Regions from separate parts of the Homo sapiens genome. Here region 2 is linked to region 1. A link is a loop called in an ENCODE intact Hi-C map of the cell type or tissue named here. Cell type or tissue: PC-3. All regions are shown on one strand. Links, peaks and the distances in the headings refer to the core of each region. The heading gives the core; the rest is flanking DNA. Region 1 has its middle 100 kb from the start of PTGER2. Region 2 has its middle 34 kb from the start of PTGER2.

The links. Peaks named below come from ENCODE experiments on the same cell type or tissue, not always from the same donor. Only the 100,000 strongest peaks of a DNase experiment are listed, where the experiment ranks them.
Region 2: it touches region 1 in a loop (2.0-fold over the local background); 7 of 110 quality-filtered maps call a loop at or near these places.

What each region holds. Positions count from the first base shown.
Region 1 is chr14:52,405,831-52,422,647 of GRCh38, forward strand. No RefSeq gene overlaps it. Among named protein-coding and RNA genes, the nearest start is that of PTGER2, 100 kb to the left of the region's middle. In PC-3, for the core only: no CTCF peak of the experiment used is centred there; a DNase peak (open chromatin) is centred at 8,421; H3K4me3 peaks cover 366 bases; H3K27ac peaks cover 735 bases.
Region 2 is chr14:52,339,877-52,356,693 of GRCh38, forward strand. No RefSeq gene overlaps it. Among named protein-coding and RNA genes, the nearest start is that of PTGER2, 34 kb to the left of the region's middle. In PC-3, for the core only: no CTCF peak of the experiment used is centred there; DNase peaks (open chromatin) are centred at 8,635 and 9,075; H3K4me3 peaks cover 1,673 bases; H3K27ac peaks cover 3,646 bases.

The sequences.
Region 1 (16,817 bases), core at 4,946-12,945:
CTCGTGTTTCATCTTTAATGTGAATTTTACATTACTCTCCAAGATAGCTTTGTGTTTTATGTCAATAAAAAAGAATGCTATCTGTCCTCAGATAAAAGGTGATGCTTTATAAAGATGCTCCATTTTTCTGTCTGTGGCTGCATTTACCCCATTTTGAGATTTGCTCGTGACCCTAAGAGAGCTGGAACTCATCACAGGAATTGAATGTAGAGGACTGAGATCAAGAGAATGTGCAGGTTAATGTGAAAAATGAACTTGGAGACAGAAGAGCTAGATATGAATCTTCAGTTATCCATTTCCTGGGTGACTTTAGCAAAGTCAATTCAATTCTTTGAAATTTAGTTTCCACATCTGAAAAATAGGCCTGCAGGTTATATCTCTCTAAGAGTTGTAGGCTATTGTTTTTTAATCTTTCCAAGCCCTTCTTCCTTCACCTACCTATTTTGAGGACCAGTCTAGTAGTGTGAGATAATGCCCATTCTCCTTGAGAGGATTTAGAAATCAATGGGAACCAGCATAGACTAAGAACTCACCATAGTTCTGAAAACTGAAAACTTGATTATTTTTAAAAATAGTCACTTGTAAACATATTTTAAAATAATTCATAAACTAATAGAATATCTTACATATACTGTGTCTTGATTTTTATAAAACATTTGACAAAGTTTCTTGTGGTACTTTTTTCTTAATTAATAAAAAGCTATTGTTTTATTATATTCCACATTCATATTGAGTGGATTAAAATTCTGGGTGCAACATAAAGTCAAAATAACTGAATAATGTAACATGTTAAAAACATATTTCTGTCCAAAACTTGGGCCATGAGTCACTTTGAAAACAGTTACTGTGGTTTTTTTTATTTATTAGGTAATTTTTTTATTATACTTTAAGTTTTAGGGTACATGTGCACGATGTGCAGGTTAGTTACATATGTATACATGTGCCATGCTGGTGATGAGAGCTAACTTTTCTTACTGCTTAGCTGGCATTGCAACTGGTTGAATAATACTTTGAAAGAGTATTGATTACCAATTCTGAAAAAAGTTCACTTAACAGTGTACCACCAGTCTCTGTAAAAGGCCCTGTCAGATGCAGTATTTTCTATTAATAATATGGAAGAAATATTGTACAGACAAATTATGTATAATTGATTAACACACCAGAGATTCAAAATGATCCTGACAAGCTAGAATATTATATATAAATTACAAAAATAATAATTTAAACAATATTAACTGTAAATTTGTACATTTAGCCTTGGCATAGAAAATTCTGGGCTGCAAAGCAGTTCTGGTTCAATAGATGTGAGTATATAGTTAGTTACAAGTGCAAAATTAGTTGAGGAAAAGTATGGTTGCTTTTGAGCTATCTTGGCTTTAGTTGGTATTAATAGGAGTATTATACCTAGAACACAGGAAATAATAAGTTTAATATCATTTGGCAATGATGAGATAAAATGTTAGATTCTGGAGAAGACTGTAGAAAAAATTAGACTACGTCCTGGAAGAAGTGACTAAATGGCGGTAGTGCTGTTTTATGATCGTTTCAAATAAAAAAAGAAAAGTAAATAAAAACATGGCGGGAGATCTGGAAAACAGAAGGTTGAAAGATGTTCTGGGGATGTGTAACCTGATGAGGAAAGTCTGGGGGGTTGGGGGACATAATCTTCCCAGCCTTTCCAGCTACCTCCAAGCAGAGACAGTAGACGTACTACCTCCCTGACATGGTTTTGCTGTGTCCCCGCCCAAATCTCACCTAGAATTGTCAAAATCCCCACGTGTCAAGGGTGGGGCCAGGTAAAGATAATTGAATCATGGGGTTGGTCTTCCCCATACTGTTCTCGTGGTAGTGAATAAGTCTCACGAGATCTGATGGTTTTATACATGGGAGTTCCCCTGCACAAGCCCCCTTGCCAGCCACCATGTAAGACGTGACTTTGCTCCTCTTAACCTTCAGTCATGATTGTGAGGCCTCCCCAGCCACGTGGAACTGTGAGTCTATTAAACCTCTTTCCTTTATAAATTACCCAGTGTCTGGTATGTCTTTATTAGCAGCATGAGAACAGATGAATACACTCCCCTTCAGGGGATGGGGCAAGGACCTAGGGAAAAGGGGCAGGTAAAGTGGGCTCTAATTCCAGATGAAAAAGAACCAGAAACCACTGAGTAGACTGTCTCCAAAGGCAAATCCTCTATTCACTGGCTGCTTTCAAGAAGAAACTTCATCACTCCGCATCAGGGATTTTGAAGAGGGGAGGATTTGTTCATCTAGTAAAGCTAGATTAAATAAACAATGTGGCTCCTTCCAAACTTAACATAATTTATTTACAAATTATTAAGACAAGAAGCTAAATCATATAGCTACCAGTCCCACACAGTATGCTTATTTTTACAAATGTGAGGTAAGGCAGAAGGTGCCCACAGATGCCTTGTCTCACTATTTGCGTTTTGTAGCAACTATTTTCCTTCAGTCACTATTGCAACCAGATTGAATGTCTGCATGCTTTTACTCCATTAGTGTAGTGGTTAAAAGAGCATGAGCTCTGGAGACAGACCTCCTCTGCTTTAATTTTGGTTTTACCAGTGTGGATTTAGGGCACATTAGCGTTCAAGCCTGTTTCTAATCTGTAAACGGGATAACAGACCCGTTCATAGAGTCGTTGTGAGGATCAACTGAGACAGTCCATGTAAAGCACCTACTGTGGTTCTTGCAACATAGCAAACCCTCAGCAAATGTTACCTATGATTATATTATTAGTAGTAATAGACTGTATGGTTCTTTGCAATGTGGATTTTACTCTTCAACTTTAACTCTCTCCTACTTTAGGGCGTAAATTACTGAGTTTGTCTTGTTAACTGTTCTGCTTCAGGAACAGTAGAATTGATGATACAAAGTGGGGCTTCTTAAACAGATGGTAAAAAGTAGCATGGTGCAGTGCTCAGGCCGGGGGCCTGGAGTCTAGTCTTCCATTACGGACTAGCTCTGTGACCAGAAAAATCATTTATCCTATGCATCAGGACTGAATTATCTTTATGCTCTTTCCTGGCTAAAATATTTTGTCCTAAAAGGAGCCATGGGTGGAAAATAAAAAATGAGGACAGACAGAAGGAATAAGAAAACCGAAAAGCCTGAACACTGACGATTTAGTCTTTGAATCAAAGTATCTCCTTTGCAAATTTTACTGTGCAATTAATTGTCCTTGTGAACTGTATATGCTAAGGCAATAATAACTATTTCATCCAATTATAAATTACTAAAATTGCCCTAAATTTTAATAAGTGTATGCCTTGTTCAACAGAGGGGAAGCTAAAGGTGAAACTTGCCAGAGATTGTGACAATACTCATATGCAGCCCTCATTATAGGTCTGCACACGAAGGAAATGATCATAGCTGAAAGAAATAGAAAGTTGACTGCTATATAACCCTAGTGTGTTTTGATTTGCTCTGAAATTCTGTAGATTGTACAAGATCTTGAATAGATAGAATTAAAAGAATTCTTTTAATGACAGATGGCTACCTGAAGCTCTACTCTAAGCCAGAGCCACACATTCCCTGTATATCAGAGAGATGGCCTCAGTAATCAGGGGCACAAGGTTCACTCTCCTCCTCTCTCCTGCTCCCCTCTACCCCCGTCTCCCAATTTTGCAAGCACCTCCAGTGTGAATGTATTGTGCATACAAAAAGTAAGACGTGCTCCTGGTGTCAAGGAATTCACAGTGTCATAGAAGAAATAGCCACATAAACAGATCACTCCAGTGCATCGTCATAAGTGCAATGTAGAAATATGTTCGGAGCAGTCTCTGGGTATTACAGGAGGGCTAACTGACCCAGATGAGGAGTGGGAAATGAGACAATTAAACAAGAGAGTACTGGGCAACAATGCAAACCAAGTCTTTAAAGTTACATAGGAATTAGTAAAATAAACGGAATAGGCAGGGTGGCAAGAAACAGCATAGTGGCTGCAAGTGCACTATAAGTAGTTCCACATTGCTGAATCATAATATACAGGACAGGAGGTGGGAAATATAGAATAAAGAAGTTGGCATGAAATGAACAGAAAAGATCCATTTGTGTGATGGTAAAGTGCCTAGACTGGTAGTCCTAAAAGTGTGGTCCATGGACCAACAGTATCAACATCACCTGGGAACTTGGACATGTACATTCTTATGCCTTATCCTGGACCTACTGATCAGAAACTCTGGTGGTAGGGTCCAGCAATTGATGTTTTCAAAGGTGATTTTCGTGCACACTATGGTTTGAAGAACACTGGCCTAGACTATCTTGTAGTGGGAGGGGAAATTTTGAAGAGTGACATGGTCAGATTTGCATCTGAAGCCTCTGCTCAGGTCCCTATTTGTCCACCAAATCCCCATCCCCATCTATAGCAAAGCCAACCCGGTGACCTTTAGCTCAGAGAAATATTCAAAACTTCACGGTCTCCTGAGCCAGGCAATATTGGACGGTAGGGGCCCAGCTTATCAGCCATTTCTGGAAGGCCATTTCCATTACAGCATGCAATCTCTCATATTAATTCTAACCAAACAGTGCCTCTAAATGGTGATGAAGATTCTGACACAGAAACTGCTAGTTCTAGCTGATAGATCAAATTCCTTTAGGCCCAGTACTGAATTCAGCTACCCCAATGCTATCAATACCTCAGCCCACAACACCCCAGGCTTTTATTCCACTTCACACCTGTCACCATTACTTCAGAATTTTATGAATTCCAAGGCACGTTTTTCTTTCTTCCTGCTATAGTTCCTGTCATAGTCCCTTCCTGTTATAGTTCCTGCTATAACAGCCAAAAGAGGATCCATCTAGTCCCCGATCCTGTGTCCACACCTTGGTTTAGTCTTTTCATGAATCTTATAAAAACAAATCAGGAACATGACATCAAATACACATTTCCCTGCCTTTTATGATTTTAGAGATTACTGCCATAATTAAAGGCCACTTCAGAAGATGGACTTACATTTGGGAAACAAAGTAAATTGTATTTTCCTACATATTTATAAAACTATAGAGCTGGGTAACATCAAGCTACTGGGATGGAATATGTCCTGAAAAAATCCTTATCATAGGAATATCTTATTGACTACAAAATATATATTTGGACCATTTTGAGATATGACCTCATCATCAATGAAAAATTATTTTGTAAAAAATTTCATGCAGACACCATACATACTTAAACTTTGAGATATTGGTCTATCTTAACCATAAATCTGTAAGTTTTATTTTTAGCACTGGAATTTTTTTAAGTACCATTCATACCACCCTCCAATATATGAAATAAACAGAAGTCAAGTCACTCTGGTTGAAGCTCAGGAAGGGGGAACAGAGTACCAGCTGTCAGCACCTTCCTTCTCCCCATTAGCAGTGCCTGATGCACTTCCATAGGCCCATTGTTTTAGAATCATTGATCTAATTTGCTCCCAGCGGGCATGAATAATCCCACTCCACTAATAAGGCTCATCTGAGTTGTATCAGATTCTTCAGAGAAACAGAACCAGTATAATTTGTGTGTGTGTATTCACTCCTTAAATAAATATATATATCCCTTAAATATCTTTATATATGAATATACTTACATATAATATTTATATATATAAAATAAAGACTATTTTGTCCGGGCACGGTGGCTCACACCTGTAATCCCAGCACTTTGGGAGGCTGTGGTGGGCAGATCACAAGGTCAGGAAATCAAGACCATCCTGGCCAACATGGTGAAACCCCGTCTCTACTAAAATACAAAAAATTAGCCGGGCATGGTGGCACGTGCCTGTAGTCCCAGCTACTTGGGAGGCTGAGGCAGGGGAATCGCTTGAACCCAGGAGGTGGAGGTTGCAGTGAGCCAAGATCACGCCATTGCACTCCAGCCTGGCAACAGAGCAAGACTCCATCTCAAAAAAAAAAAAAAAAAATTAGCCAGGTGTGGTGGTGTGCATCTGTAATCCCAGCTACTCAGGAGGCTGAGGCAGCAGAATCGCGTGAACCCAGGAGGCGGAGATTGCAGTGAGTCGACATCGCGCCGTTGCACTCCAGCCCCGGTCACAGTGAGAGACTCCGTCTCAAAAAAAAAAAAAAAAAAAAAAGATATTTTTAAAGAATTGGCTCATGTGATTGTGGGGCTGGCAGTCTGAAATCTGTTAGACATTCCATCAGGAATTGATGCCTTCCTGAGTCCCAAGCCAGACTGGAGTCAGAACTTCTTCCTTGAGACCTCAGTCTTTTCTCTTAAGGCCTTTAACTATATGAGACCCACTCACACCATAGTGGTTAATCTGCTTTACTTAGTGTCTGCTGATTTAAATGTTAGTTACATCTAAAAAAATACCTTCACAGCAACATCTAGACTGGTGTTTGATCAAACAACTAGGCACAATAACCTAGAGAAGTTGGCACATAGAATTAGCTAACATAGTAGCTGAACCCAGCTTGGGCTGAGTTTCCTGGCTCATGTAGAAATAAGAAAGGCTCAAAAAATTGCTGACCAGAGATGAAAAAAGCATCTTGTAGTGCCAATGTGATCAAAAGATGCTACTTTGAAATGATTAATGTCCAAAACTACAGGTCGAGCAAGGGCCACAAGCAGAGTAAAGAAGGCCTAATTTTAGTGAATTTGGCTTATCTCAAAAATGAATCCTAGAGTAGAAATTCATCACCAAAGTTCTGCCAGAAACGAAAAGCTTTTCATTAAAGATCTATTAATATTTGAGGTTGATAAATTGAGGTTGAAACTCTAGCAGATTGGAGTTTCATACATAACTGGGACCTGTTTCCTAGCAGCTGGTTCTTGTTACCAGGGATGTAAATGATGAAAATAAAATTTTTGCCTTTTGAAAGCTGAGCTCATACTTCTTTTTCAAAAGACTATTAGCTCTTTAACCTAAAAAAAAAAAAAGATTCAGAAAGGAGTGGCTGAATAACCAATACAGTATGGTTCACTCATGCATTATTTAATCACTCAGAAAGTTTTTGGAATGTAAGTTGTGTACTTTTACACTACACAGCCCAAGTCTCAGAACGGGCCCCTCTAAACCCACTCCCAAGCTGAACTACACACATTACTATGCTGGTACCACTCTTATTTTGGCCTCATGTGTTGGATCAGGGCAGCCATTTTAAAAAATTGACAGATGACATTGTATGTTTTTATTGTATACATGATGTTTTGAAGTATATATACATTGTAGAATGGTTAACAACTCTAGCTAGTTTAAAAATACATTAACTCACATAGCTGTCATTTTTGTAATGAGAGCACATAACTTCCACTGTTTACATTTTTCAATAATACAATATACCATCAACTATAGTCACCTTGCTATACAATAGATATCTTGAAATTTACTCCTCCTATCTAACTGTAATTATGTATCCTTTGACCAGCATCTTCCTATACCCTACCCCTCTAGCCACCCTAGTCTCTGGTAACTACCACTATACTCTCTACTTCTATGAAATCAGCTTGTTTAGCTCCCACATGTGAATGAGACCAAGCAATATTTGAGTTTCTAGACCTGGCTTTTTTTATCTATTTACTTATTTTTGAGACAAAGTCTCACTCTGTTGCCCAGTCTGGAGTGCAGTGGCGCGATCTCGGCTTACTGCAACCTCTGCCTCCCAGGTTCAAGCGATTCTCGTGCCTCAGCCTCACGGGTAGCTGGGATTATAGATGCATACCACCATACCCGGCTAATTTTTGTATTTTTAGTAGAGGCAGGGTTTCACTGCGTTGGCCAGGGTGGTCACGAACTCCTGACCTCAAGTGATCCATCCGCTTCAGCTTCCCAAAGTGCTGAGATTACAGGTGTGAGCCGCTGCGCCCAGCTGGGCTTATTTCATTTAACATAATGTCCTCCAGGTTCATCCATGTCACAAATGTCAGGATTTCATCCTATTTTTATGGCTGAACAGTATTCCATTGTGTATATTTACCATATTTTTTTCTTTCTCCGTTTATTCATTGCTGGGCATTTAGATTGATTCTGTATCTTGCATAGTGTGAATAGGGCTAAAATAAATATGGGAGTACAGATATCTCTTCACCATAGTGATTTCATCTCCTTTGGATATATACCCAGTAGCGTGTGTACGTGTGTGTTTAATTTTCATTTTGACTCAGTGTTCTGTGGAAAACTTTAATTCACTTAAAAAGGCTGAACTAAAAATATCAATAAAGTTTCACTTTCAGCACAAAACTAGAAATGATGTAAATACAATTTTTTTATCTTGAAGAATTATGATTTTAAGTTGGAGGAGGGATGAGGGAATTAACAACTGTGTTTATGCTATTGGCGTATGTCTTGGCCAGTTTTGCTAGTAAACATCTTTGTCAGTTCTATGGGAGCAATTAAACATGAAATATGCAAGTTTTGAATATTGCCAAGTCTTCAGGAACACGTCACTCTCATAAAATGAAACCGTATTGTACTTTCTCTGCTTTAGTCATATGCCTGTACCATTCATGTCAATAAAGTTTCTTTAATTTGTTGACTGGCATCTGGGTTTTAAGAAGCAGAGAAGAGAATCATGATAAATTTATGTTTCAGGCTATTAAGCGATATTTAGAAAAACTGAAATAAATAGTTAATTGGATACAGTCATCTTGTTAGCTTTAATAGTTTTTCTGCCTTTTTTGCAGTCATGAAACTCTTTGACAACCTAAAGAAAGCTATGGGTCTAGGGCCGGGCGCTTGGGAGGCCAAGGCGGGCAGATCACTTGAGGTCAGGAGTTCAAGATCAGCGTGGCCAACATGGTGAAACCCCCATCTCTACTAAAAATACAAAAAAATAGCGGGGTGGGGTGGTGGGCGCCTGTAATCCCAGCTGCTGGTGAGGCTGAGGCAGGAGAATCATTTGAACCTGGGAGGCAGAGGTTCCACTGAGCCAAGATCATGCCATTGCACTCCAGCCTGGGTGACAGAGCTAGACTCCGTCCCCCTCCAATCCCCCCCTACCACCGAAAAAAAAAAAGAAAAATGGGTCTAACCCCCAGAAGAATGCATACATGTTCATGTACACTCCACTTTACCTATGTGTATTACAGACCCCAAGTAAAAAAATCCCTCCTTAGATATAGGATATTTGTGGAGTGGAGCTCTGCATAAGCAAGCACAGGTCCTCTAACAGAGCCACCTCTACCTGCAGTTTCAGCAGTCAGCCTCTAGCTTACTAGGTGCATGTGTAGATAGAATGTAGTCCTGGGTTCCAATTACCCTTCCATCAACCTTCCTAAATGTTCTGGGACTTCTCTTTGTATTCAGGATCAAAGAATTTTAGACTATTAAACCAAAGGTGAAACAAGATTCCTGATGTTACAAATATTTACAACTATTTTTTTTGGTAACTATCAGAGAGCACTAATGACAACTAAAACAATTCAGAAACACACGGAATAGAACAAACTACACAATGTGCTAAATTTCATATGATAAAATCTGACTTAGGTAATCAGGGATAGTTTTTTCTTCAAATAGTTTATTAAATCAATTTGTACCAGAAACACACGCACACACAGGCACACATATATACACATATACATATATGGGCATACATAGTGAAGCTCTGAAATTACAGGAACATACATAGTATTTATGTTAATATATTTTTGAATATTATTTATCAAGACTATGCCTTTCTTGAAAAGATATCAAGATCTGAAAATCCAAAAATATAAAACAAGAATCTGTGGATTTTCATTTAAAAAGTAATTCTTGGGCCAGGCGCAGTGGCTCATGCCTGTAATGCACTTTGGGAGGCTGAGGCAGGTGGATCATGAGGTCAAGAGATAGTAACCATCCTAGCCAAAATGGTGAAACCCCGTCTCTACCAAAAATACAAAAAAAAAAAAAAAAATTAGCTGGGCATGGTGGCGTGTGCCTGTAGTCCCAGCTCCTCGGGAGGCTGAGGCAGGAGAATCGCTTGAACCTGGGAGGTCAAGGTTGCAGTGAGCCAAGATAGCACCATTGCACTCCAGCCTGGGCACAGAGCCAGACTCTGTCTCAAAAAAAAAAAAGTAATTCTTAATTTTAAAAAAGTACAAAATTATTTATTCAACTAGAAGTTCTGTCCATTCAACTACTTGTCACACATCTGTATAAAAGGGCATTTACTCAGAGGATTATTTTATTATTATCAGAAAACATAAAAGGTGAGTTGAAAGATATCAAAAAAATCTCTATTTTAAAAGGACACTTTGGAGCCATAAAAATCATTATTTTTCTCTAGCAGACCAAAAGCTAAAGATCATTTTCAGGGGGATGGACCAACAGCAATGGATAGGGCCTGAATTCTCAGATTTCCCATAGCATCAGTGGAGAGAGAAAACTTCCACTTTATGAAGCTAGATTAGAGCAAGTGTTAACAAAATAAAGTCTTCTACACATTAAAAAAAATCTCATACCGGCTCATTAAGGGAGCAAGGGAATTACTAGAAATAACTCTGAAATTCTTTCCCACAAATACTGAACTTTCATTCTTTTTAAAATGCGTGTCTGTCAACAATTACAAGAAGGAACAGTAAGACAAGGAAAACAAAGAAGTTGCTGATTATAGGTTCTGTTATGAACAAATATATATTTTTAAATTTTATATTTTCAATGGTAGACATGATTTCTTACATGTTTATAATAATTGCACTTGGGTTGATTCCTAGAAACTTGGGAAAGTATAATCACATAGTTTATAGGTTTTACATTTACTTTTAGAAAGGCAAATCATCTCATGCATTCCTATAAGAAAAAATACCTTTGTGAATTCTTGGGTTTATACTCCTAAAATATAAAAATGCTTTCTCAGGAAAAATGAATTATGATCAAAATTTTAAAAATCAGAGATGCAGAACTCAATCAGAAATTCCCTTCATAGGCTAGGGGAAGTGACCAAGGATAAATCAAAACACTAAGACTAAAAATGTTTCAGGTACTGGTTGTGTCTTCAGTGTTTTCCCTGAAGCCCAAATCAGATTTAAGTAAGATGTAAGAGGTATGAGAGGTCTGCCTTGAATCCTAGAGCTTGGAAAGTCTTTTGGAAAAGACATGGAGAAAAGAAACACCTTTGTGAAAACCTAGACAACTATGGCCGAGTGACTGGGATACATTTGTAACAACGTAGAAAAGGTGAAAAACAACAAATTCTATATACAGGTGATTGATGATTTAAAATATCAAAATAAACTTTAAAAGTCCTTTATACCATTGAAAACATACACTTTACAAAAGCACTATACCATGTAATTCAGATTCTGAGACCTGTACACACTTAAAAGCAGAAAGTGTTTGCAGTACTACTTATAACAGCATCACCTAAAACACCAGTCTTCAACCAACAGGTGATAAATGGCAGCACAAATAAATTATCTAAAATATATTCTCCCTTAAATTTGTTTTATAAAAATCCTGCCTAGGGCTGAAATTCATCAACTTCTGAAAAATAAGAATTTGGAAAATCTCACTTTCAAATGTCCAAGAAGAAATCTCATAACCATGGCTCAGTGGCTTCCTTTGGTGACAAAAACAGGGTAAATCGATGTTATAGTTCATCAATATCACAAAATGGATTGTAGGTTGCATTTGCCAGGCCTTTCACAGTGTCCTGGCGTTTATTTTCCTCTCTTATGGGTTTTTCTTTATTTTATCATTTATGATCATTTATTATAATAATGGTTTGGTGGTTTCTCCCACATATTTTCAGAGCATCTTAGGCAAGCTCCTTTACCTCTCTGAGCCTTAGTTTCATCATTAGTAATATAAAAATGGAAACATCTACCACTCAGATCTTCCTTCTTGGGACTTGAGTGTAATTTATCTTCTAAAACATGGAGTCTCTCTTCCCCACACACCTGGGAATTTACTACAGTTTCATGGCAATTATTTTTTCATGATTCATCTTCAGGTTTACAGCTTATCATGGATTTTTTTTCACCATGTCTCCTTAAAAGATACAAATGGATCTACCATTTCCTCTGTCTTGTTTTCCTGCATTTCCTGCTTTTCATGCCTAGAAACAGAAAGATTACACTCACATGATGAACATCCATACTAACAACATCCCATAAAATGTTACCAATCTGAAAATTTCTGATCTTGACTGTCACTCCATCTTCACTTTAAAAAAAAATTGTTTTTAAAGGAAAATTGCCATAAGATTTTAATTCACCTCCATCAACATCCATCCCTCTACCCCTACCCCTCGCCTCCCATCAACTGCTCCTACCTAACTTGTGGTCTATGGGAAACACCCTTGACTTGCAGTCTGCATGCCTGGTTCAAGCTCTGATTCTACTCCTTAAGAGCTTCAGAAAAATCTCCTTAACTGGCTGGGCGTGGTGGCTCACACCTGTAATCCCAGCACTATGGGAGGCCGAGGCGGGTGGATCACGAGGTCAGGAGTTCGAGACCAGCCTGGCCAACATGGTGAAACCTCGTCTCTACTAAAAATACAAAAACTAGCCAGGCGTGGTGGTGGGCACCTGTAATCTCAGCTACTCAGGAGGCTGAGGCAGGAGAATTGCTAGAAACTGGGAGGGGGAGGTTGCAGTGAGCCAAGATTGCACTACTGCACTCCAGCCTGGGAGACAGAGTGAGACTCTGTCTCAAAAAAAAAAAGAAAGAAAGAAAGACAGAAAAATCCCTTTAACCAGGGGTTCCCAAGCAGGTTCACTATCAGCATCATCTGGGCAGCTTTTTAACTGTTAAAGCAGAATCTTGGAGGGGGTAGCGGAGGGGAGGAGAGTGAAGCACACAAAAAAATACAAGGGTCTCTTTTATGAAAAGCTCTGCTAGATGATGCAAATGAAGACTCTAGTTTGTGACCTATGTGCTGTAACTTATTTATTTATTTATGTATTTATTTATTATTTATTCATTTATTTTGAGATGGAATCCTGCTCTGTCACACAGGCTAGAGTGCAGTGGCGCGATCTCGGCTCACTACAACCTCTGCCTCCCAAGTTCAAGTGATTCTCCTGTCTCAGCCTCCTGAGTGGCTGGGATTACAGGCCCATGCCATCATGCCTAGCTAAATTTTGTATTTTTAGTAGACCTCAAGTAATCCTCTGCCTTGACCCTCCAAAGTGCTGGGATTACAGGTGTGAGCCACCGCGCCCAGCCCCATGTGCCACAACCTCTTGGTTTTGTTCCTAGCTTGTAAAATACTGAGTCTATTTTATAATGATATTGTGAAAACTAAACAATGTATAGGAAAGGGCTTTATAAATGGGAAACTGAATATAATACAAGGTAGTATGAATCAATACTTTTGTAAACTTTAGAGTAAAATAAACTTATTATCAATCATTTCTGCAGCAACCATCACACACAGGATGTGATATAAACATATCAATACTGACTATCTTCTGAAATGCTCATAGTATAAACTCTCTGAGTATACCAGAACACAATTTTAAAAACACATAAAGGAGTTTTAAAACTGAAAGACAAAATGTTTTCACAAGACTTTAGAATAACAAACATCTAAATAATTTCACTCTTTCTGACTTCTTGAATTACATTAAGACTTTATTGTGGGAATCTGCTTCTCAAAGTCCCAGTCTTCTAGGAAACCAGAGAAACACTGGAAGACTTTGAAGCCAAACTAAAGAAAAGAAATGGATGTGCAAATATTGGTATTGGTCTGTCTCCTTCCCATACCTAAGTTGTTTCCTGGAACCATAGTAATTGAGATGCTAAGGGAGGTTTACTAACTCAGTTCCCATTTTGTGCAATTTATATTGCAGGGAATAAACTGTACTCTAATAGTCTGGAAAAATTATTTCAGGAAATGACTTTGGCCCTAGAGAGTATCTGATTCATTGTAATTTCCAGGATAAAACATTCACCTACAATTTTTAATCCCCCAGAGGGCTTAATCTACTTATGTTAATGCAAGCAAAGGGGCTGGTAGAAAGGGACTCTTACTCTAAAATGATTATAATTATCATTTTAGGGAGACCATGTGTTTAAGGTAATCTATCATAGATGTTTAATTCTCCTCTTTCATCAAAATAGAAACACTTGAAGTTTACTTTTTTACTCTTGGGAATGGGTGGGGAATAACTGAATAGGCTTGTAACCCTAAATCATAACCTACAATTCAGAGTTCAAGCTCACTAGTTCAACAACACTTTGCTGTATCTGGCTCCTGTTCCTCTCTGGCCTCCTGCATGTCTTTTCTTCAAACACTCTTCACTCCAAATGGAACTAGTGCTCTTGTTTCTGCATGCACCAGGCTGTTTGAGGTCTCCATGTCATCACCCAGGCTCTTTCCTCTCCCTGGAAATTGCTTTAGTAAATTCTACCTATACTCCAAAATTCAGCTCAAGCATCCTTTCCCCAGGAAGGTTTTCTGGCCCCCAGACTAATTTAGCTGCTCCTCCTCCAGGATTCCCCACAATCCCGGGCCACCCTTTGCCTCAGCACTTATAACAACAGGCAAAAGTGATTTCCATGTCTCTCCCACACACTAGATGCTAAGGTCCTGCGGGTAATGGTCCATTCCTTATATGACTTTATGTTCACAGCACTTAGCTCAGGGCTGGCACTTAATAGGCATCACAGATGTTGGTTGGTTGAAGGAATGAATGTAAATGAATGAAAGATGTGATCTAAAGATGTGTGGCATGAAATCTCAGAGAATCAATTATGCCACTTGCCTATACTGCAATAACTGCATATTTTCTAATTTTTCGAGTAGCCAGATTTTTTTTCTTTTAAGTGGGAAAAGCTGAACTCAACTTCTCTGGTAAACAAGTAGGCAATACAGGGAGTCACTTTGGGTGATCGTCCTTGTTCTTCGAAGAGTCATTTGAATTGCTGTTATAGGTTAAGCAAATGTAAGCCAAGATCCTCTGCTTATAGAAAAGGTTATATACCCTTTTCTAATGCCCTTTGGTATTCACAATTCCAAGAAGGGGTGAAGTGATTTGGACAAGGATCCCTCGGCTTTGGGACAACTTCTCAGTGGGCCAGAGTGTCCCTGAACAATGCTCAGGGGCAGGGAAGGACAAGGGGCTCCCTAAAATAAACCTTGAGGGTAGAAAGGTACTAGAATTGTTAAATGGACCCAGCACTGAGCTGATTGAGAAGAGCAACAGCAACCCCAAGTCAAGAGATGGCAGATGCTGGAACTACTTTAACCCAGATTCAGGGCACATTTGCACTCTGGGGAAGTGGCTATGTGTGAACCAAAGTTGCTGGTGCCTAACAGCTGTAACATTTGAGGACCCAGGCCTCCTTTTGCCATGGAGCTTCTCAATGGAGAACTTCTAGATCATCCTTACCGCTATTACTGGGGTGTATCTTCAAACCAGCACCAAGAACAAGGCAGAATACTCATGGCCCATCCCCTTATCTTCCATTTTCCCTCCTGTGTCAGAGGCTGTGGATTTGTTACAGCATTTTCCATTGCTGCTTTCCGGTATAGAGGTTGGAAAACCAAATACAGGATTTACTTCCCAGCTCTTTTGCAGGTGGGAGTGGCTATATGGCCCAGCTCTGACCCAAGCGTGATACACAAGCAGAATCTCCCAGGCGACTTTGGATTAAGCCTTTGTTCTTTTTATAAAATGGAGGTATCAGGCACCCACCTCTCTCTTTCTTCCTGCCTTAAATACATGTCAGATGCTTGAGCTTCAGCAAGCATCTTGCAGAAGAGAGGAAACAAGCCATTACATTATGAGCGAAGCAAAGAGACAGAACCTAGGACATTGCTACCACCATGAAGCTGCTATATCTGGTGACTACTTATGTAAATAAAGTAAAATATTTCACTTAAGTAAAATGAAACCCAATATGTTAAGTTACTGTTAGATTATCTGTTACATACAGTTAAAGGATTCTGAACTGACACAATTTTCATACCCGCAGTCATATGTATCAGACACTAGTAGCCACAAGTGATATTTAGACACATTGGACAGGGGTTATCCATTAGCAGGAAATCTGGTGGACTGTTACTCAGTACAGAATGGTGCTCTCGAGCACTGCACTCCAGGACACCAAGGGGATGTTGTGTTCAGCCAAACAAAAAACACTCTAGGTATAATTATGTTAACTTTTAAGTTGAGATTTGAAGAACAAAATTCCAGTCAAAAAAGCAACTATTGACTACATTAATGATCAAATGGGACAGATTTTTCTACCCCCTTTTGATTTCTTCCCCCTTTTGATTTCAGCGTAAGCACTGAATATGGATGAAATATTTAATACCACAAAGTGAAAGAAAAACTGTTAATGCTAGATATGAAAATAAATAAGTTAAATTTAAAAATATATTCTAATGGTATCTTTACTTGATCTTAGTTGAAAAGGTGAAGGGACAATTGACTAACCTAAGTATCTTTGAATCCTAAAAATAAGAAGTAAAATATTCAGAAGGTCAAACGGAAGCCAAATTGTTAATGGTAGTTACCACGTCTCCATAATTGGAGTTGGAGGGAAGTGGGACCAGGTATTGCTTTTTGTGTTTGTTTATTTCTATATTGTTTTATTATGAGAATGTATTACTTTATTTTGTGAATAGGACAAAATTTCTAGTAAATAAACCAATCTTTAAGATGACATATATCCAATGCTTACTAGGCATACTCCCATTTAACCCTCAATACCATGTGGTAAGCAATATTTTCACCACTGAGGAAACAAAAATGTAAGATTTTAAGTAACTTTACAATATCACACAGCTGATAATTGGAAGAGTCAGGTCCAAAGATTCTTCAGCACAGATCCAAAGCCCATTCTCTCACCAATGTGCTATACTGGTTATATCTCCCAGATGTTTCTGGATATGGAGGTATTCTCAATTCTGTTTACCAG
Region 2 (16,817 bases), core at 5,398-13,397, 66 kb before region 1:
AAGACATTTGGAGGCATTCATGTATGTATTTCCCCCAGGTAGTCTCACTGCTGGCTCTCTCATTTTGTTCAGGTCTCTGCTCAATGTCACCTCCACAGATAAGTCTTCCCTGGTCTATATAAATATAAAAAATATAAATCACTCGATAAAATATTTTCATTACTCTCCTTCCCCTTCCCCTCAGTCTGTTTATTTTTCTTTCTATCACCCTTCTCACTAGCCGGCAATATAGTATCTGTGTCATCATTTTGTGTGTGTGTGTGTGTGTGTGTGTGTATTTGTGTGTGTGTGTATGTATTGTCTTTCTTTACACATAGAAAAAAGTCTCCTATCATGGCGAGGCCTTTGTCTTTTTTTTTTTTTTTACTATTAGAACAATACCTCATATAGTGGGTGTTCGATAAATATGTTTGAGTAAACAAATACATGAATCAATCAACCAATCAATCAAACTGTCAGCCAGCACTTTAGGGGCAAATAACCCTAACTTTTAGTTGAGGCCAAAGGTCCTTGGAAAAATGAAATATTCCCATGTTTGCTACAGGGAAATTTACAAAGAAAAGAAGACGACTTCAATAGAGTTCACGCAAAAAAAAAAAAAAAAAAAAAAAAATCCCCAAAGCAGCCTTCACTACAAAGCTCTTAACACACACTTATAAAAGCATATATTTCTGTGTTATTTCTTTCCTGTTTATTTTCATGACTGAGTTTTTTCTCATGAAATAGGTTTTTAGGAACAGAACCCCACTCTGTAACACTGCAACTACAGGACTTCGCAGTCCAATCTGTGACTGTTGTCTAGGAACCAATTCATTCCAAAGTCATCAGTTTCCCCACATCACTGGATTTCCATCATCCCCAGAGTTAAGATCCAAGCCCCTTGGTGGTCAAACAAGGATGGGCTGGGTCCACTCACTTCCCCATCTCATTTCAGGCAACACCTGCTTCCTCCCCTCAGTGCTGAGATACTTCCAGTTTCCCCTCTCCATGCCTGGGTTCCTGCTGCCCCTCAGACTGCAGCACCTCCATTTCCCTGTGCTGCTACGCACTTAACCACTCTTAAGTCTCTGAGGAAGGTATTCCTGACTTGCACTTCCTACCATGACCATAATGAAAATCAAACGAATTCAACATTGTAATCAATAATACGTTTGCAACCCTTTGCTAAAACTGTTCAGAGCAAGTAAAACTAATATAATGGCCCTGCTTTTTCTCTGATGCTGTGTATTCTCTGAAGACATATCTCTGAAATGTTTTCTTCATAATATTCTGAAAAAATTCACCCTATTCCATATCCACTGTAGATCCTAAGATTCTAATTATGATAATATAATATTCATCTCTCCGAATACCTGTGGAAGTATACCATGATCCAAGCCTGTAAAAGAAATTAAATACAGGTGGAAAAATAAGCCTTAGACTAATTATTTTTCCCTCTGCAGATAATCTTACAAACAGCACCCAGCTTTTAAGAAATGGCAAAAAAACAAAGCAAAACGAAACTTAACACTGATTTAGTCAGGCATATCTCTGTCAACTCATTCTATCAACTTTTAACTCAGCAAGAACTCTAAACAAGGAAGCCCAGTTTGGTCAGTCACAAAACTGTATATTATTTCATGAAGATTTTCAGAGTATAAGTGATATCTCAGAAATAATGGTGTTATATCTAAATACATCATTTTACATGAAATTTTCTCAAGGCAAAACAAAATAAAATGGATCTCTGATAAGCATTTGCATTTCTTATGCCAAAAAACAATACCCCAGGGGCTAAAACTAGAAGCTATAGTTTGAGTTTCCTAAGAATTCAAGATAAAATATCAAATAGTGACATAAATAATAAACTCAGCCACATATGTTACATTAAAAAACTTTTTAGTAGGCTTCCACTTTAAATGTTGATCCCAAAGTCTTATTTTACATTCAGATATTTATTTCGAGTGAAGAATTTTGAACTAAGAATAATGACCAACGTGGGCATCTAGCTTTGGCTGAAAATTAAACAAAAGAAAAATCAGCAAATACACACATAAGAGAACTTGTGCTTTGATTGTGAAGCGGTCATTATGACTGTATATTGCGTTTCCAAACATCAGTAAATAACAGTGTTCACTGAGAGGATTCTTCTCCAGAAATGAAAGTGTTGATTGAAAGGCTTCTTCTTCAGACTTATCTTTGGAAAGTCCTTTGAAAATCAAGTACACATGCGTAAATACAATTTTTTTTCTTTTTTTCTGAGATGGAGCCTCACCCTGTTGCCCAGGCTGGAGTGCAGTGGCATGACCTCGGCTCACTGCAACCTCCGCCTCCCGGGTTCAAGTGATTCTTGTGCCTCAGCCTCTGGAGTAGCTGGGATTACAGGCGTGCACCACCACACCCAGCTAATTTTTGTATTTTTAGTAGAGATGGGGTTTCTCCATGTTGGCCAGGCTGGTCTTGAACTCCTGGCCTCAAGTGCTCTGCCCGCCTCAGCCTCCCAAAGTGCTGGGATTACAGGCGTGAGCCACTGCGCCTGGCCCAGTTGTATTTTTTGTATCCTATGTACTTCCGGAAAGGATTTCAGGAAAGTTACAATGGTAAGTCACCTATGCAACACAATAATCATGTACAATTATGTATTTCTAGTTATATATATGAACTAAATGAAAATAAACTACTCTTTCCTTAATACCACATTGCCTGTCTTTTGTGTTGATGATATGACAGACATTTGTTATCTAATCCCAATAAGAAGAGAAAAAAAACTCAACTGCTAACGGTGAGGCATTCTAGAAAATGTAATGGACAATGTCCAATATTGGAACAAAAGAAATGCTCTTCAAATGTAGCCTTAATTAACAGACCTTTATTAAAATTTTTAAACTTGGCCCAGTTCAGGTATTCTGTATACACAGACAAGACAATATGATATATATAATAAGATACTTTCTGACTATCTAGCAAGACAACAATCATGGTGGCTTTTTATTGTGTCAATGTAGTTAAGCTACAACTGTTTTCCAGAGCTCCCTTCTTTTCATGGTTTTGGGTTCAGGTTGGCCACAAGAAAAATGTTTGCCAGAATTAGAAGGCAGTAGTAAAGCCTCAGCCATGTTTAAGCTCTGAAGGGCAACGTTAGGTCAGGTAACACTGTGGCTCATGCACATTGTTAGATTTGCTGACTCATCTTGTTGGCATGGGAGGGCAATGGCTGGGCCCCCAGCAACCCATCTCCTCCCAGATCTCCATGGGACAGCAGCCTGGCCCACTGCATCTCCAACAGGAGCTAGATTGCTTTCTTCAGCTTTTTTGAATCCTGCACCAGGTTCATGTGCTGTGCCAAGTGAGTGCACCAGGTCTTCTGAAGGTCACTCACATCATCAAGGGGGTGGTGGGAGCCCAATAAAAGATATCCTAAATAACTATCCTAGATATCCAAGGCTGATAAAAGAGATCCTAGAAAAAGATTACCCTATCATTGAGATTTATCTGGCTTCTGGCTTCCTTCCAAGATATTTTTAGCTTCATACCATAAACAGGGCATGTAAGGGTGAGTCTACCCACTTTCCCAAGAGGGCTGTCTTTTAGGCCAAGGAAAACAAATGGTAAAAAGGTGAGGGATCATTCTAGAAAGATCTTTATAGAACTGACAGAGTAAAAGAAGTGGCTAGGTTTCACAATTTGGACAGGCTATCCCTGGAACAGTACACATTGTTTCTTTATTCACAATAGAAAAAAAAAATACCTACACATACATACCTACAAAGCCAGTTGACCAGAACAAGAAGGAAATACCTTAGAAAATGCCTTATTCTATTGGCCTGGAAACCTAACCAATGAAGTGAGACAAGAAACAGAAACACATATGAGAGTTAGAAAGGAAGACACATTGTTTGTAAATAATGATTGTCTGCATGGAAAATCCACTGGGCACTTTAAGCAAATGATCGGAATAATTTTTTTTTTAAGTTCAGTAGGTTTGCTGGAAAGATCAACTTGGAAAAACCTATAGTGTTCCTACACACAATGACAAATGAGAAAATATAATTTTTAAAAATTTATACCATGAACAGCAAAAATTACAAAGTAGCTTGGAATAAATATATCAAAAGATGTGAAAGATCTTTATGGAGAAAATTACACTACTTTATTGAAAGGCATAGAAGACTGACCAAATGTACAGTTATATTACTTTCATGAATGGAAGACCCAATAATGTACAGATATCAGTTCCAACCAAATTTATCTACAACATCCAAGCAATCGTTTCCTATTGCTCCTGCAACAAATTTCCACAAACTTAGTGACTTAACATTTATCACCTCAGTGTTTCGAAGGGCAGGAGTTCACAATGAGAGCTGCAGGGCTGACATCAAGGTGTTGGCCCAAACTGTATTCTTCCCAGAGGCTTAAGGTGAGACTTTCCCTTTACCTTTTCCAGAACAGAATTAAAAACTAACATTGTACGATTATCTCAATAGATGTAGAAAAAGCATTCAATAGTATGCAGCATCCCTTTATGACAAAAACCCTCAAGAAACTAGGCATAGAAGGAGCATACCTCAAAAAAATGAAAGCCATCTGTGACAGACTCACAGCCAACGTCACGCTGAATGGAGAAGAGTTAAAAGCATTCCCCCTGAGAAGTGGAACAAGACAAGGATGCTCACTTTCACTACTTCCATTCAACATAGTACTGGAAGTCCTAGCCAGAGCAATCAGGCAAGAGAAAGAAATAAAGGGCATGCAAATTGGAAAAGAGGAAATCAAACTATTACTGTTTCCCAATTATATGATAATATACATAGAAAATCCTAAAGACTCCTCCAAAAAAACTCCTAGATTTGATAAATGAATTCAGTGAAGTCACAGGTGACACAATCAATGTACACAAATCAGTAGCAGTGCTATACACAATGACCAAGCTGAGAATCAAATCAAGAACTCAATCCCTTTTACAAAAGCTGCAAAAAAAGTAAAATACCTGGAAATATACTTAACCAAGGAGGTGAAAGATCTCTACAAGGAGAACCAGAAAACACTGTTGAAAGAAATCACAGATAACACAAATAAATGGAAATATACCCCATGCTCATGGACTGGAAGAATCAATATTGTAAAAATAACCATACTGCCAATTCCTGTCAAAATACCAATATCATTTTTTATAGAATTAGAAAAAAAAAACTCCTAATATTCATATGGAACCAAAAAAGAGGCCAAATAGCCAAAGCAATCCTAAGCAAAAAGAACAAAGCTGGAGTCTTTTCCAGCTTTTAGAGGCTGCTTGCATTCCTTGGCTGATGGCCACGTCACTCTGACCTCTGATTCCATCATCATATCTTCTTCTCTGATTCTGACACTTCTCCCTTTTTCTCATAAAGACCCTTCTGATTACATTGGGTCTGCCTGGATAATCCAGGATTATTTCTCTATCTCAAGATCTTTAACTTAATTATATCTGAAAAGTCCTTTTTGCCATGCAAAAAAGAAAGGTTCTAGGGATTAGGATGGGACCTCTTTGAAAGAGGGTCATTACTCTGTCTGCCACATGAAGACAATTTTGAAGAAGAACCAGGAGAGGGTCCTTGCCATACTAGATACTAAGATTTATGATAAATCTCCCGTAATTAAAATCAGGTTGTATTGGAAGAGGCATAAGTAACGAGAACCCAGAAAAGGGCTATCATATATGGGAACTTGGTATATGACACAGGTAGTTTTACAAATTAGGAGGGAAAGCCAATAAACACTGTTGAGACCATTAGTTGTCCATGTAGGAAAAAAGAATTAGCTCCCTAACTCATCGTATATATAAATCAGTTCCAGATAAATTGTGTAGACATAAAGGTGAGGAAAATATTAAAATACTGGCAAATAATTTTATGACCTTAAGTAGAGAAAAATTTCCTATAAAGACCCCCAAAGCACAAATGATAAATTGTATACATAAAAATGTAATACTATTCCACAATAAAAGACACCATGCATAAAATAAAAAGACAAGCCAGAAACTCTAAAAGATGTTTGCCATCCATGTAGCCAAAACCAAACCATTAATATTGAAAATACAGAAAGAATGTCTATAAATCTATAAGAAAGTCCAGTTATATAAAAATTAAAATAGATCAGAGTCCTAAATCTAAGAGCTAAAACCATAAAAAATCTTAGGAATAAAATACGGGTAAATCTTCATGACCTTGGATTTGCCAGTGGTTTCTTAGATACGACATCAAAAGTACAAGCACCAAAAGAAAAAATAGATAAGTTGGACTTCATAGAAATTAAAAACTTTTGTGCATGAGAGGACACTATCAAGAAAGTAAAATGACAACCTATAGAATGGAAGAAATATTTGCAAATTATATATTTGATAAGGGTCTAGTATCCAGAATATATAAAGGGCACTTAAAACTCATCAATGGAAAAATGAACAACTCATTTAAAAATAGCAAGGACTTGAACAGACGTTTCCCTAAAGAAGATATACAAATGGCTAACAGGTACATGAGAAGATGATCAATACCATAAGCCATTAGGGAAGTGTAAATCAAAACCATAATGAGATACCACTTCACATTCACTGCAATTGTGTTAACACTTTTTTAAATGGAAAATTAGTGTTGGCAAAGTTGTGGAGATATTGGAACTTTCATAAATTGCTGATAGAAATGCAAAATAGTGTAGCTGCTATAGAAGACATTTTGGGTGTTTCTCTAAAAACTAAACACAGAATTACCACATGACCCAGCAATTCCATACCCCCCAGAATTGAACAGGGACTCAAACAGATACTTTTTAACCAACGTTTATCAGACTACTATGAAAGGTGGAAACAACTGAAATGTTCATTAACTGATGAACGGATAAATAAAATGTGCTACATATATATTACATATATGCATAATATATTATGTGTAAATATTATCTATATATACATATTATGCATATTATATACATACACATACACCTCAATATTATTCAGCCATAAAAAGGAATGAAGTACTGATACACACTACAATATGGATGAACCTTGAAAACATTATACTAAACGAAAGAAGCCAGGCAAAAATGACCATATAGTGTATGGATCCATTTATACGAAATATCATGAGTCAGCAAATTTATAGCGCTAACAGCTTAGTGGCTTCCAGGATCAGAGGTGGGAGGAAAATGGGGAGTAACTGCTTAATGGATATGGGTTCCCTTTTTGAGTGATGAGAAGTTTGAGTGATGATGGTTGCACCGCTAAATATCACCAATGGTAAATTTTATGCTATACATATTTTAACACAATAAAAAAGCACAGGTGATAAACTGCATACGTCAAAATGTAATACTCCTACACATTAAAAGACACCATAAATGATGTAAAAAAGATAAACCACAACTTCTTAAAGACCACTGCCACCCATGTAGCCAAAAAAGCATACAAGATTATAAAGTGAACGTCTATAGCTCTCTAAGAAAATACAAACAACACAATGAAAAAACGAGCCAAGGATAAGATCAGACAATTTATAGAAGAAAGAACCTAAATGTCCAAGAAAAAACAAATATGAGAATGTGTTCAACCTCATTAGTAATTAAGAAAATGCAAATGAAAACATATTTTGCACCCTATTAGACAAGAATCACACATCAGTTAAAAATGAATGGGTAAACTAGATCTAAATATTTTCTTATGGATAAGAAAGGTGGAAACAACCCAAATGTTCATTAACTGATGAATGCATAAATAAAATGTGCTACATATACATTACATATACACTCAAAAACAATGTTGAGTTTAAAAAGTTAAGTTTCAGCTCACTTATAGAATAAACAGACATTTGTGTAAAGTTTAAAAACACATAAACTGAAGCAAATATTTTTATGAATACAGACATCTGTAGTAAAGGTACAAAAACTCAGAAGGACAGATACCCAGTAACTTCCTGATGACAGCTGTCTCTGGGGACGGAGGGACAGGAATAGAGTAAGGGTGGCACAGAAGAGGAGTTGTCCCTTATTTTCATTTATTAAAAACAAAGTAAAACAAACAAACAAACAAACATCTGGAATCCCAGCACTTTGGGAGGCCAAGGTGGGAGGATCACTTGAGCCCAGGAGGCTGAGGCTGCAGTGAGCTGTGATCACGTCACTGCACTCTAGCCTGGGTGACAGAGCAAGACCCCATCTATTTTAAGAAAAAAAAAAAGAAAGAAAAAAAAACTGAAGCAAATAAAACACATTGTTGATATTTGTTAATTCTGAATAGCGGGCACCTATGCCTTTATTGTATACTTTCCATGCTTTCTGTGAGTCTGAAATTTTTTAGAATTAAAAAACTAATAGTCTATTAATGTGGAGAAATAAGACACAAGTCTGCAAAGATGAAGTATATAAATGTGTAAATTTTGCTACGGTGAGGAAATTGACTAAACGTTTATGTGTGAGAGAGAGAAAAAGAGAGAGAATGGCAGATATTTCCTGCATTGAAAGTTGCCAAGTTGGGTTTATTTGAAGAGACCTCATAATGACAACTTTGGTGACACTCCCTAGTCAGGGATCTCTGGATAGGGCAGGGCCCAGAGACTTGGACATTTGCTCAGGACAGTGCGCGCTGCAATCGACTAAGGCTGCTTTCTGTTGCTGCCAAGCAACAAAATTCAGAACAAAAACTGTTACCCACTTCTGATTCATCCAATATTTTTTATAGTCCATGGGTTCATGTTACGTGCTTATTGGCTTAAATTTATTTATTTAAATAAATAAAATTATAAAGTTTAAAATAAACCTAAACTTAAATAATGGTTTAGGTATATTTTAAACCTAAAATATAAGCCATAATATTATAGGTTGGATCAATGTTTTTTAGACTACGTTTGCTATTCTAATCACAACTGGGAAAAAGTGATCCCTAGCCCATTTGCTTTTGAGGCTCTTGCCTGACACCAGTTCATGTTTTCTGAAGAATACCAAAAGGAAAATGTTACCACCACTCACTCATTTAACAAATGATCTGCTGTTGATTTTCTGGGCTGCAGATTCTGTGTTAAACATTTAAACAGCCACACGGAAATGACAACTTACTGACAAAGTTGGCTAAGAAGTTCCATGGTTCCACAGTTCAGATCTCTAAGTATGAGTCCACGTTGCCTGCTTGCTCAGCACACAGGAATGCTTAATTTACATGGTACTTTTTTAACTAATAAACACTTCTTTCTAATGCAGGGCTAACTTGCAGAAGCCTAACTTAGTATTCTTGGGTTTTTTGAACCATATCACAGGAGATAAAGCAGGGAATTCTTTTCCTAAGAATCACTGCAAATTTGTAAATATTGTATGTCAGTAAATATGGCATTAAGATGGAATTTCTGTTTGGTAAGATTAGTGACTGTTATTTTCACAGCATGTTCTGACATAAGAAGAGCATACTTATTTTTTAAGCAGAGTACACGATAAAATGTATAATCCTTTCCCAAATCTCATTATTCAAAATTTTCTAGAACACAGCCTCCTTTGTTAGAATATAACCTTGTGGGCAGGAAATTTATCCTATTTATTTGGCATACAGGTCGTATCTAGTTAGCAGCTGTTGTGAATAGTGCCAACGCCAGATAATTACATGGATTATGGACTGCATTATCTAATCAAGAATCAAGATGCATGCCCTATCTTTTGCTCTTAAAAGATGGCATGAGAAAAACAAACAAAAAAAATGGAAGTAAAATATTAGGATTCTAATAACTCCCCAATCAAGAAAACTGTGTTTTTGCACATGAAGAAATAAGTGTGGTCATTGTGATTTTGGAAAAATATATAATCTCACACTAAGAACAGTAATGTAAACAGCACATGGACAATTAGCTATAAATCTCTAGAAAGCAATTCTTTATACTGAAGGACAAGAACCAAGATATTAATATTTATGGGTACACACACACACACACACACACACACACAAAACAAGAAACATGATGTGGTATGGCCTTGCACCTTGGGTTTGGCTGGCCAACCAAGGGGAAAACCCCTGACCCAAGCTGTCCTGGGCACATTCTCTTTTTGGTATTTGGAAATGGAGACGAGAAAGCTGAGTCAGAATCTACGTGTGTGACAGTCCCTGCCATGTGTAAGCTTGGGCATTCTGGGGAGGCCATGTTTTGCTCTGTGAACTAAAGGGCAGAAAAAGCCATTCAGTAAAGAGAAACAAAGGAGATGAGTGCTGTATAATCTCCTGTTGCTGCTGTAACAAATTACCACAAACTTAATGGCTTAAGACATACAGATGTGTGATCTTACAGTGCTGGAAGTCAGAAGTCTAAAATTGGCTGGCCGTTTGCATTCTTTCAGAGGCGATAGGAGAAATTCTATTTCCTTGCTTTTTCCATCTGAGGCTGCCTGAATTCCTTGGCTTATGGCTACATCACTCCACTCTGCTTCCATTGGTCACATCTTCTCTGACTCTGACCTTCTTACCCGCTTCTAAGGACTCTTGTGATTACACTGAGCTCACCTGGATAATCCAAAATAAATTCTCCATCTCAAGATATTTAATTTAATTGCAAGGTTCCTTTTGCTATATAAAGTAGCATTTTACAAGTTCCAGGAATTAGGACACCTTATGTGTGGTGGGGGACGGGGGGTCATTATTTGCCTACCCTAAAAGCTCAAGGAGGAACAGTGATGACAGGTTCCAATAAAATGAAAAGTTCCAGTAGCAAGCCATTCCTGCATTTCTGCTCTTGGATGCCATGACACACTCTTATACTCCTGTAAGAAGCCTTTTGGGCAACAGCTGCCTGAGCGCTCTGTTGACATGAATTCTGAAGACTTATTGGAATGTCATGATGAGTGAATGAATGTCTGCCAGGGCACCAAACAAGGAGAGCTATCTCATATGTGTCACAAATTCGCCATCCTTGCTCAGGATTAGAAGTTGTAGAATTAGTATGGCTGGGTGTAAAGAATCATTTTGTTCATTATAAAAAGGGGGCTTAAACTATGAACATTTAAATCCTTGTTAATAGTACCAGAACCTTAATTAAGGGCTATTTGCCTCAGGAGCCTGTCTGTAATCTCAGGAGCTGAGAGTAGGTAGGCCACATGTTACCATGCACTAGATGCATAGCACTTAGGAAAAAAATCAACTTGATGATTTTGCTACATAACACCTCTCCCTTTGAACAAAACAGTTGCTGTTTGGGGTCCCAGATCACAAACCTTTGAACAAAACAGTTGCTGTTCAGAATCACTGATCACGGACCTTAGGATCGCATCATACGGCTCCTCCTAAGTAGCATGGCCACAGGCAGGAGGCAATCTGTCTCACTAGGCAAAGCATTTTTCCATGTCAGAGCATTTGCTCACAAGAGAAGGCCATTGGTTTCAGCAACCCAAAGTTTTCTTTCTGTCAGTTTTGTTTAGTGCCCTGTGCCAGGAGCTCACTTATGCCTGTATCCTTGGCTCAATTTAATAGGGAATTCTGCCCTGAGTGACACTTAATAACCTCAGTAACCGCTAGCTCCAGTGTTCTCAGTGACTTCATAGTGCTGAAATTACATCGTCACATTCACACCAGCTAGAAACAAAGATAAGCCCAAGATGGCACAGAATTCATGAGGAGCCGAAGGGTGAGCTGGAGGGTATGGCTACGTTTTTTAAACGGCATCAAGAACTCAACCTGTCTCTCAGAATCAGTGAGAGCACTTAAAAGGAGAGGAGCCAGACTAAATAACTCACCAGGCAGACCTCCTCTGCTTAACTGCCTTGAAGTTTTCCCTTCCTGAAGAATTCTTTCCTCTCTGAAGATTTAAGGAGGCACATGTGATCTAATCCCCCACACTAGCTTCTAAACCCTGTAGAATGAGTGTTTACAAAGTAGAATCTTTTACTAGATATTGTAAGAGAGATGTCTGTGTGTGTTTTGCCAAGAAATTAAAATCCAGTCTTTGCCAAGGAGCATAAATATACTTGGCAGAATCCAGAGGCTCAGTAGCAAAGATAAAAGTAATTGTTCCCTTCAGCCAATTGCTCACACTTATTACAAAACATTTATCTTCCCCCAGGGTGGATTTTCTCCTCTGATGCCGTCTGGCCCAGGAGGACATCATCCTCCGCCCTGGAGGGCCCATGAGATGCTCAGGGCCACATCAGTACATTTCTATGCAGCTCCAGATAGGTACAACCCACAGAGTACAATTACTGACCTGAAACATTTCATCTCTCAGGGATGTGATATTTTCCCCTCCAGTAATGATCAACTTTTAAGAAAGACATTTATATTTTAACTATGTCATTCTTTCCAGTGCTTTAAAACCTGATTTGATTTTCTTCAGCTCTCTGGGCTTTATATAAATGTCAGTAAACTGAATGGGCTGTCAACACCTAGATTAATGATTGGCTAACAGGAGATTTCTTGGTTTTATATTCAGTGAAGCAACTCAGGGACTGTAAGCACTGTGGTGCTTTTACGATTTTTCCCTTAACCCTTTTATGCCCCTAAAGACGTATCACCCTGGGAGAAAAACAACCACAGTGGTCTGATTCTGAGTAAAACCTCTCTGTTCTTCCTTTTCCTGTGCGGTGTGCCCCAAACCAACTAATTATCAGAAAACTAAAATGTTGATACACCCAAATTTAAACTGGTTAAAACTTTTTAACACAATTTGAAGGTCAAAACAAGTCTAACATTTCAACAAAAACTTGTGCCATCATCAGTAACTAAAATTTAATAATACTTGGCAGTGAATTCAATTTACTCTGTGTACTTGACAATACTACAGCTGCGTTTCTTTCTAAAATAGCCTCTAAAACGTTTCAAATAACGCAATTGCTCATTTGTTTAGAACTATAGTTGTTTGTGTACTTATCTTACTTTTCTCTTGAATTGTGTGTTCCTGGAAGGGAGACACTTCAAAGCATTGCACAAGGAAACCAAACATGCATCAGACATAATCCCTGTCGTTCAGGACTTGAAAACACAAGAGATGAGAACTTCACACAAACAGCCATCCCCATCTTCTAATGGTCCTCTTCTTTTTCTCCTTGCACCCCACTGCTACACTTGCAAAAAACACAAACATTGCTTATTATTTATTAAGTGGCTCTTTTCAAAAACTTCTACAAAAAAAGCCGTCCCTCCAGATCCTTTTGAAAAAGAGTAATCCACATTATAAATCATTCCTATAAATCATCATAATAACATATAATGAGGTTACTATTTGGGATTTTTTGAGCAGAGAGGTAGAGTAGAAAGAGCAAAGAAGGAAGTCTCTTCAGAGAATGACTAAAGTAAGCCATTTGGCAATGTTGTTAACATTGTAGCTCACATTTTATATAAAAGCTAGACACTACAGATTTTAGATTATAAATTATTTTTAAAAATCAAACATCCTGGGGAAATGTTTTTAATACATTAATAATATTATTGTCAAGGTCTTTTCCCACAAAACCACAAATAAAAGAGTATAAAGGTCAGGTGTGGTGGCTCACGCCTGTAATCCCAGCACTTTGGGAGGCCGAGATGGGTGGATCACCTGAGGTCAGGAGTTCGAGACCAGCCTGACCAACATGGAGAAACCCTGTCTGTACTAAAAATATAAAAATTAGCCGGGTGTGGTGGCGCATGGCTGTAATCCCAGCTACTCGGGAGGCTAAGGCAGGAGAATCACTTGAACCCGGGAGGCGGAGGTTGCAGTAAGCCAAGATCGTGCCATTACACTTCAGCCTGGACAACAAAAGTGCAACTGTCACATAAAAAAATAAAAAGGTATAAGATGCATGGTTTTGCACATTTCATGGCCTGACAAGTAGTTATACAAACCAGAATTTCTTTTAATAAACCAAGAAAGTCAAATTTATTCCAGGAAAAAAAAGTAAGATGCAAACAAGTCAAAATCTATCACTAAGATTTTTAGATAATAAAGACACTTAAGAGTAACTATTTTCCACCTTCTTTAGCAAACTTAGTAAATCAAAACTTGGATTTACACAAACAATAACCTATGAAGTGCCTTGATAATATATGAAGTGAGGCCACACGCAGTGGCTCATGCCTGTAATGCCAGCACTTTGGGAAGCCAAGGCAGAAGGATTGCTTCAGCCCAGGAGTTCGAGACCAGACTAGGCAACATGGTGAAACTCTGTCTCTATAAAAAATATAAAAATTAGCTAGGCATAGTGCCGTGTGCCTACAGTCCTAGCTACTTGGGAGGCTGAGGTGGGAGGATCAATTAAGCTGGGAGGTCGAGGCTGCAGTGAGCCATGATTGTGCCACTGCACTCCAGCTTGGGTGACAGGGAGAGACCCCATCTTTCTCTCTCTTTCTCTCTCTCTCTCACTGTGTGTGTGTGTGTGTGTGTGTGTGTAGTGAAATTTAAGTATCTAACTTTTCTAGTTTTACTAAGCAGTTTATAAATGTAATTTTAGGATTACATGTGCTAAGTAAAACAAAGTACATCATAACAGAAAAGAGCCTCCCTTATGAGTAAAACACAGATCTTCCAAGATTTTAGCAAAAAAGAAAAGTCCCCAGGAAGTCATTCCAGAATGGGAGTCTGCTAAGGTTTTCCTCATATTGATTCCCACTGAAGCTCTGACTCAAAAATGAACACTCTTCCCTATCCCCTCCCTGCCCCATTCCCTAGTTCCCTTTGACCCATTTAATATTTTCTTTTAGACTTATAAATGCATATACTTGTGTTGCTTTTCATTTTGTAGTGGTTTTTGCTTGATATATTTTAAAACTTAACTAAATAAGAGAGAACATAAGAAATAATTATGGAAAATCAAAACTCTAAAAACAGGCACATTTCCAAAGTACATATTTCTGATCCTAAAATAATCTCCCTCTAACCCTAAAGGACCAGTAATTCTTTGCAGTCACCTTACCCAGCTCCCATCTTTTCCAGTTCCCTGCATTTCCCAAGTTAGCTGAGAAGTCTTGGAATCTATACTAATAAGAACCAATCTTAGAAAATAGTTCTTAGACACAAAATTTGACCCTTTCCTTTTATTTCCTTTCTTTAAATTTCCTTCACCTGTAAGCCTGCACTTAAGCCCAGTTTCCCATCTAAGAAACACAACTGATTAATGGGGACATGGTGATTAGAATAATTAATTATCCACCTCTTTCTAGCCCAAAAGTTACAAGTTCAGTCCACCTTCGGAGGAGGCTGTGATTCAGTGGCAAGTCACTAAGTATACAGCCAAATGTGTGATATCCCTAAACTGGACAACAGCCATTGCATACACACAATGTTATGTCTTACTCCACACTACTGGCTTTGGAGGCCATGGAACTCAGGGGGACTCAGCCTGCTCAGGTCTTATCCACAAACCACTCCCAACAGCTGAATAAAAGGAAGACAAAGCCCCTCAAGACTGCAGGAACAGAAGACACAAACACTTGATGAGAAAAGAGCCATAGGGCTGACTATTTGAACCGCAAAGGAGTTGTGGGAGGAAGTCATTGAGAAATGAAACTCAGATTAACAGCCCAGGACAAACTGGAATTTGACTACATGTTTATGACTCAACATGGAATGCTACCAGATTTTTTTCATGGACGTTTATTCACATCTGAAACATAAACTAGCAAGAAAAAAATCCAACAACAAAAAAATAGCAACAGACTCCCAGTAATTAGAATAATTTCTAGATTTCTGCTTTTTGTAGAAAAACTACAGTTTGAGAGTAATACTGTGAGGAAGACAGCAGAAGTCAAAGATTTGTGAGTGGTCATTTTTTCAGATGGGTTCTCTTTTCTCTTTTTTGTTGGTGTCCCATCCATATCCCCTCAACATTCACCTCATCGGAAACTCCCAGCCCTTGTGGCTCTCCACTTTATGGCTTTCTTCCTAGTCAGGGAGTTAGCCACACTACAAGTCAAGTCACAAGTGTCAGGGTTCATGACCCTGAGTAATCCTCAGTCCAATGTAAGATGAGTAGTTGGTAGATAAATACTCTAACTTCCTCACTCCTCGGTTGGTATAACTTTGAGGCCGGTTCTACACTGGATGCCAGGGTTCCCCAGGGGGATTGAGCTCTGCCTGCCCACGTAGTAACCCCATAACACACCGTTTAAAGGCTGCCTTCCCCTCCCATCTTACTTCTCCAGTTCCCCATTGGTATTTCCTGGGATCATTTCCCTCCCCAAATTACTCGTACCCAAATCTTTAGAGTTTGTTTCTGAGGGGACCCAAATTAAGACAGGGTCTTGGCTGACCCTTGTCTCACTGAGCCAAACATGAATGGCATGGCAAATCCACGTAATACCATGAAACAAGTCCCTAGGTAGCGCAGAACAGGTGTGCTTCTGTTCAATCATCTCACATCTGGCATCATGAAGGCTCAGTGGGATGGGTAAAGGTGGACTGGTGCCAATGTAACCAAAGCATCAAGTTATGAAGATTATGTAAACATTGATTCTGCACAGCATTGGCGAGTGTGTGAGAAAACAGGCATTCTCACTCAACCTTCATTGAAGTGGGAAATGTTACAATTCTTTGAAGGCACTATCTATCAAAACTTTGAATGTGTGTATAGACTTTGGCCCCCAAACTCCTCTTTTAGGAATTTATTCTGTAAAAATACTTGCACATGTATGTCTAGGAATTTTCATCATAGCATATTTAAAATAACAAAACAATTTCCACCAAAAGGAGACTGAATAAATTGTGGTGCATTCATATAATGGAATAATTCATAGCCTTTTAAAAATGAGATAAATCTATATGTATTCAGGTAGAATATCTCCAAGATACATTTTAAAAATGAAAAAGTAAATTACAAAACATAGTCTTTTTTGTTTTAAAAAATTGTATATAAAGTAAACCAGAACATATAGAAAG